Regions from separate parts of the Homo sapiens genome. Here region 1 is linked to region 2. Evidence: chromatin loops called from intact Hi-C (ENCODE). Cell type or tissue: mammary epithelial cell. All regions are shown on one strand. Each heading gives the region's core, and the rest is flanking DNA. Links, peaks and the distances in the headings are about the cores only.

Region 1 (2,924 bases), core at 231-2,730, 360 kb after region 2:
CTACTAATAGCATACTGATTAGGTTGATACTGTGTAAGAATTTACCTTATATAGTTTCTTATGTTTAAATTGCATTATTATGTAATTTCATATTTATGTAATAGAAGAGCTCTTAGTAATATGCACATTAATTAAACCCAATAAATGTATGGAACTTACAGTGGACATGAGGGTTCCTTCATCAAGCTGAGTTATTCATCTCCGTTTCATAGTAAGTTGAAGACATCAGTTGCTTTACAGAAGGGCTTTTCATGTATTTTGGCTTTTTGGAAAGCAAGAGGGCATGTTGTCAGCATTGTTTGCATTTTTGAAACAGAAAACCTTCCCACCCAGCAAGTGTGTTGGATGACTGTAGTGAAAAGTGATAAATGCAAAAAGGTGCTTGTGATCATTTGTTGTAGCAGAGGTGCTTCATACTAGAGGTACGTTACTGATACTGAATACCAAGGCACCCGAGTGAAACTAGGAGTCAAAAACATACTATTAGGCGTCAGTAACATAAATACATACAGCCAGCTAAATTACGAGAACAGGGATCGCTAGGGTTGATGGCAAATCAGATAAGCCACCCCACCCCTCACAGCATTCAGCTCTATCCAGTTGTTTTGAGGGGATACAGACTCCATATTTTGGGTTTGGTTTTGCTTTCAAGAGAAGTCAGAAATCTGGAACACTATGCAAAATCTCAACTTTGAATTTTTGATAATATTCAGCTTGAGGGCTGTCAGTCTGTGACATCTGCCCTAGATAGATGAAATTTGGATTTAATTTTCCTACTCAAATCTGGGGTCCCTGAGAGCTGCAGTTATGTCTTATCCATCCTTTCATCCCTGAAAGAACCCATCACTGTTCTCTACACTTGGTTTTCGGGGACTTGCCAACCATCAGGCAGCATGCTTAGCACTTTACATTCATCCTTCCTCTCTAACTTTCACAGCAACCTTAGCGGGTAGTTACTGCTGTTTTCACCAGTTGGCAGATGAGTAAGCTGAGAATGAAAGAAATGAGGTAGCACGCCCAGGTTCACACAACTAGAAAGTGGCAGACTCAATTCTTGAACCCAGTTCTGTAGATTTTATCTCCTAACCTCTAGCTAAATGCCCCTCCTAGATGTTCCCACATTCCTCTGTATATATCCCAGGGGTCACATTTACCACTCTGTATTGTAATTGTCTTTTCCTTCTGTCTCCTGCACCTCGTTGGGAAATATGACTGCAGGATAGATAGACAAATGAGCAAATATAATCAATGCCGTGGTGAAAATGAGCAACAGTTAGGAGGAGAATGTCTTCCAATACCGAGAACGCTGGATAATTTTTGTTTTTGTTGCTGTCAATAATTTGATCTATCTGCAATGAAATATCATCTTGCTTTATAGGAGGGCTGGGTGAGCGGAGAATTAAGTATTCTTCCATCTTCCCTTACTCTTCCTTCTCCATTTCCCCCAGGAAGCTCTAGGCTTTCTCATTAGGATAAATGAAAAGAGAACTTGACCTCTCTTCTAGTTAACTGGAAAACTCCCAATTCATTTTATTTGGAACATAACACATGGCACCCAGGTCGGTGCTTCTCTTCCCCCTGGGGACCAGCCCTGGATATTGTCAGCACACAAGCAACCGCAGGAATTCTGCCCACGCATAACACAGATGGACCTCACAAGGGCCACACAAGCTGGAGTAGATAAGGAGAACTTAGCTCAGAGTGAATACACAGGAAGGAGGAGGGTCTGGTATCTCATTTAGGGAATTAAATCCTTTATATGGCCTCTTTGTACTTTAGAAGAGTGTGTGGTCTGGAGAGGGGAGGGTGGGGGGCCAGGACAGAGGGAGATGGAAAGTTAGGACTTAGGGCTGGGGAGGGCAGGTTCTCACTTGTGCACTGACCCGCCCCATCTTCCTGAGGCAAGTCTCGTAATTACCTAACTAATGGGGAATAATGACACCACTTGGATGGGAGTTGAGAGAGGGGGAAAGAAAGGCATGAGAATTCATTAACCATGTGTGAGGGGCTTGGATAGCATCCCTGAAGGATCATTATTACATCATTTCACCCCCCTTTCCCACCTCTTTCCACTAATATGAGACAGACAAATGCTAAATAACTATGTAATAATACATTACTAGACAGACAACAATGCCAGAAAATATAATAGCCTGCTACAGCTATGAAACTCTCCCAAAGATATATTTAAAATGTCACTGATGCATAATGTAAAATAGGAATTACAGGTTCATTTGGAGGACATGATTTAAAATCTATACAACTGTACAGTGGTATTTCCCACTGGGTTTTTGTTGTCACTGTCCTTTTCTAAACATCACAAAGAAAACAAAAATCACCCAAATAATTTCAGCCTAGAGATGCGAACTTCAAGGAACCTGTTTCCTCCACATTTTTCCTTCTTGTTTTTGTTGGTCAGGATGCTCTCCAAACCTAGTATCTTCTTGACATGTTGTCTTTTCTTCAGAATGTTTCTGCAGCCTGCACAGGAACCCCAGAATGTAGATTACACCTTTTGGAGATGTAGCCCGGCCACATAAGGAGACAAGTAGTTGAAATTTGTGTCAAATTGCTTGTTTAAATGACTTGAGCCAACTTCTTAAAGCCAGGACAGCAGGGGCTGAGGATTTTTAAAGTTGGCAGGGGCCAAAAATGACAAGGCTCAGCAGTCACCTGGTGAGCTGCCAGCCCTGACTGGAAGCTTCAAAAAATAAAACTTTCTCAAAGGACACAAATTAAAAGTCATGTTTCAGCATCCATTAAAACGAAATTATAGGCTTCATCGCATAGCAAACTACTTTCATTTTCATTATGCTTAAAATATTTCATTTTGTAGATTGAGAATCGGTTGCTAGGAAAACCTTGTGTGGAGTTGTCAGAGACAGCGATATCTACAAGGGGATATTTTCCAAGGGAGAGCTCTC
Region 2 (2,924 bases), core at 257-2,756:
TCATTTCTGTCTCACTCTCCCTTTCCTTCTCCAGGGTGTCCTGTTGAATCCACTCCTATGTCTTATGTGCAAACTCATAATACCCAGGATAGTTTATTATATTTATTCTTGAATAAGAAAATATTTTAGGGAAAGAGGTAATTTAAAAAATGGAACGTACTTGCCAATGAGCAAATGTATTCTATTAGTAGAGAATTATAACCACCTTATAACAATCACAGTATCCCTCATTTCCAAAGCGTTCTGGAATGAGTAATAATCAATACCAGAGTAAAGAAAGAATTTTTCTTCAATTTAGTTAGATGATTTTTATTCACAAAAATATCTAAGTTGTTGAAAAAATAGACCTTTGACTTTTAACTTGGGTTTATTTTTCAATTTGGAAAGTGCATGTAAGTTTGTTAATGTTAATTAGTAATTGTTGGGCTCTGAGGGGGTGCAGCATCTTCAGTCTGAGCTTATTACAGTGTAAAATATGGATTGCCTTTACCCTAATGGCCTCTGAATCCTATTACCATCCCATTAGAGAGTGTGGGATTTTAGTAATTCTGTTGTTGTTTCCAGTGGGCAGTGAATATAATGGGGAAGGGCAGGGGTTAATGCAATTCATCTCTTTTAATACTTGTAACTCCAACTCCCTTATCACTCACTGAGGTTTCATTGGGTTTTTCCCCTTTCTTTCTATATCTTTAAGGCCCAATATATTTCTCTATGCTTCTCCCAGCCAGAATAGTTTGGGGAGTATTTCGATGATTCTTGGGTTTAAATAGAATTTTCAATATTAGCCTTTCATAAACTGAAGATAAACAAATAAGGTAGTATGTCCGCTTGTTGTGAAACAGCCTGTCACTCAGAAAGGTTTTCAGTGACTGTCATTGTGCCAAGAATAGTATTGAAATGGCTCTTCATTCAAGATCATTTATAAGGCCTTTTGGAAGGAGAAGCATGATACCAGTGGGTCGGATCAATGCACACTAGTGTTCTGGGTATAATGTTTCCATGTGTTCCTGGAGACAGCTGTGTCCTGGGTGCTGGTGGTGCTAGAGAGAAGAATTGGAAAAGATTTCAAAGTGATAGAAATTAGATTCCTTTAAAGAGAAGTTTATGAGCAATAGTTAATTCCCTACATCTCCAACATGCTCAGTAGATGTTCATGTCTGATTATGTATCCGTGGTTTTATTCATGAAATTTGTTTTTAGCTAATACAGCTTTTTTCGGAATAAATACGAACATCAGATTACTTCTCAGTATGTCAAAACAAATTAGTTTCCCACAGTGATGCAGTGAAAGGTGTAACTATTTTCCCTTTTTATATGTCAGAAAGCATTACTGGGACTGGGAAATTCCTCTTTTTCCCCCCTTAGCCCGTGAGCCATGTGGTTTGCAAAGGTCTGCTTTAATTCACAAGCATGTTCACCTAGAGCTCCAGCACCTCCCTCTGCTGCCATTAGTGGGAATCACATGCTGAGATCCAAAGAGGCAACCACACTCAGAAAAGACTGGGAATGGCAGGAGGTGATCAGACCATTTCAATCTGTTGAAAGTGAGTGATATTCCCAGGGCTCACTGTTCACCTTCTCAGAGAATTAAGTTTCCATATGTTTCATCATAAATGACATGAACGTGCAACATAACTGCAATATGCAAATGTCCACTGGATAACGTAATAGAAAACTGGATTGGAGAGGAATTCTCCTTGTCTCCGTATTCAAAATATCTTGATTGTCCACCTGGTTATGGCTAATAGGCTAAGCCTGGTGACAGTGCTTAGGTCTATATATAATAGTAGTTTGTGTATCTGCATTGAATATTCGTGCATCACATTTCTCCTTAATTTGAGGTATCACTTATATTTCTACACAGACTGTGAGAGCATTTCTTTCTCTCCATCAATGGGTGTATTGTGTGAAATTCATTTTAGAATGTAATTATGTAGTGACCAATACAATTAGCTTTCATCCAAATGAATTGATATGAATAAGCATTGTTAAGGGATATTGTTTTCTTTTGATACTTAGTTACTTAGTTACAGACTACTTTTTAAATCCATTTCTGTTCCCACAATCACTTGGGAAGCTAAAACAAAACAACAACAAAAGAAATAAAATCTACTGTAAGTATATACTGAAGTAATAATCTTTTAAAAACAGCACATATACAAAAGACCATTAGCAGAAAATTACTGAACTCATGGAAATGACATGTAGATAGAACCTATGTAGAATTACTGGTTTGCAAAGGACAATATGAGGGATTCTGGTTACTCAACAAGTGGAATGTGGCTTTCTGTTTTTCATTTATGATTGGAACCCATTTAATTCATCTTGTCTGTTTATTCTTGGAACTTCCCTTCAGATCTCCAAGAAATATAAAAATCAGATGACAGGCCAGGCATGGTGGCTCACGCCTATAATCCCAGCATTTTGAGAGGCTGAGGTGGGCGGATCCCTTAAGGTCAGGAGTTCGAGACCAGCCTGGGCAACATGGCAAAACCCTGTGTCTACTAAAAATACGAAAAATTAGCTGGGTCTATTGGCACACACCTATAATCCCAGCTACTTGGGATGCTGAGGCATGAGAATCACTTGTACATGGGAGGTGGAGGTTGCAGTGAACTGAGATTGTGCCATTGCATGCCAGCCTGGGCGACAGAGGGAGGCTGTCTCAAAAAAAAAAAAAAAATTAATGATACTTAGGTTTCCATTAGAGAATGATATATTTACCATTGTCACAAAGCCACACAACCTTTCATGTGTTGTCTCTGTTCAGTGTTCCCTTAATGCATGATACACAAATTATTTAACAATAGTTGAATATTATCAAACTAGTAGTAAAGAAATTGGACTCTGCATAACACTAATAGTTTTATTTTTTAAACATGTGTCAGAATTCAAATATAAGTGTGAACTGTGTAGAGCACACA

What was found. Peaks named below come from ENCODE experiments on the same cell type or tissue, not always from the same donor. Only the 100,000 strongest peaks of a DNase experiment are listed, where the experiment ranks them.
Region 1: it touches region 2 in a loop (3-fold over the local background); 2 of 110 quality-filtered maps call a loop at or near these places.

The regions. Positions count from the first base shown.
Region 1 is chr5:167,948,657-167,951,580 of GRCh38, forward strand. All of the region lies in intron 5 of TENM2 (teneurin transmembrane protein 2), which reads left to right. TENM2-AS3 (TENM2 antisense RNA 3) reads right to left here. Exons shown (of 3, transcript XR_941186.3): 2 at 160-262. Among named protein-coding and RNA genes, the nearest start is that of TENM2-AS3, 3.5 kb to the right of the region's middle. In mammary epithelial cell, for the core only: a CTCF peak has its summit at 1,594; a DNase peak (open chromatin) is centred at 1,655; H3K4me3 peaks cover 223 bases; H3K27ac peaks cover 2,020 bases.
Region 2 is chr5:167,586,533-167,589,456 of GRCh38, forward strand. All of the region lies in intron 4 of TENM2 (teneurin transmembrane protein 2), which reads left to right. Among named protein-coding and RNA genes, the nearest start is that of TENM2-AS4, 72 kb to the right of the region's middle. In mammary epithelial cell, for the core only: a CTCF peak has its summit at 1,447 (motif pointing left); no DNase peak of the experiment used is centred there.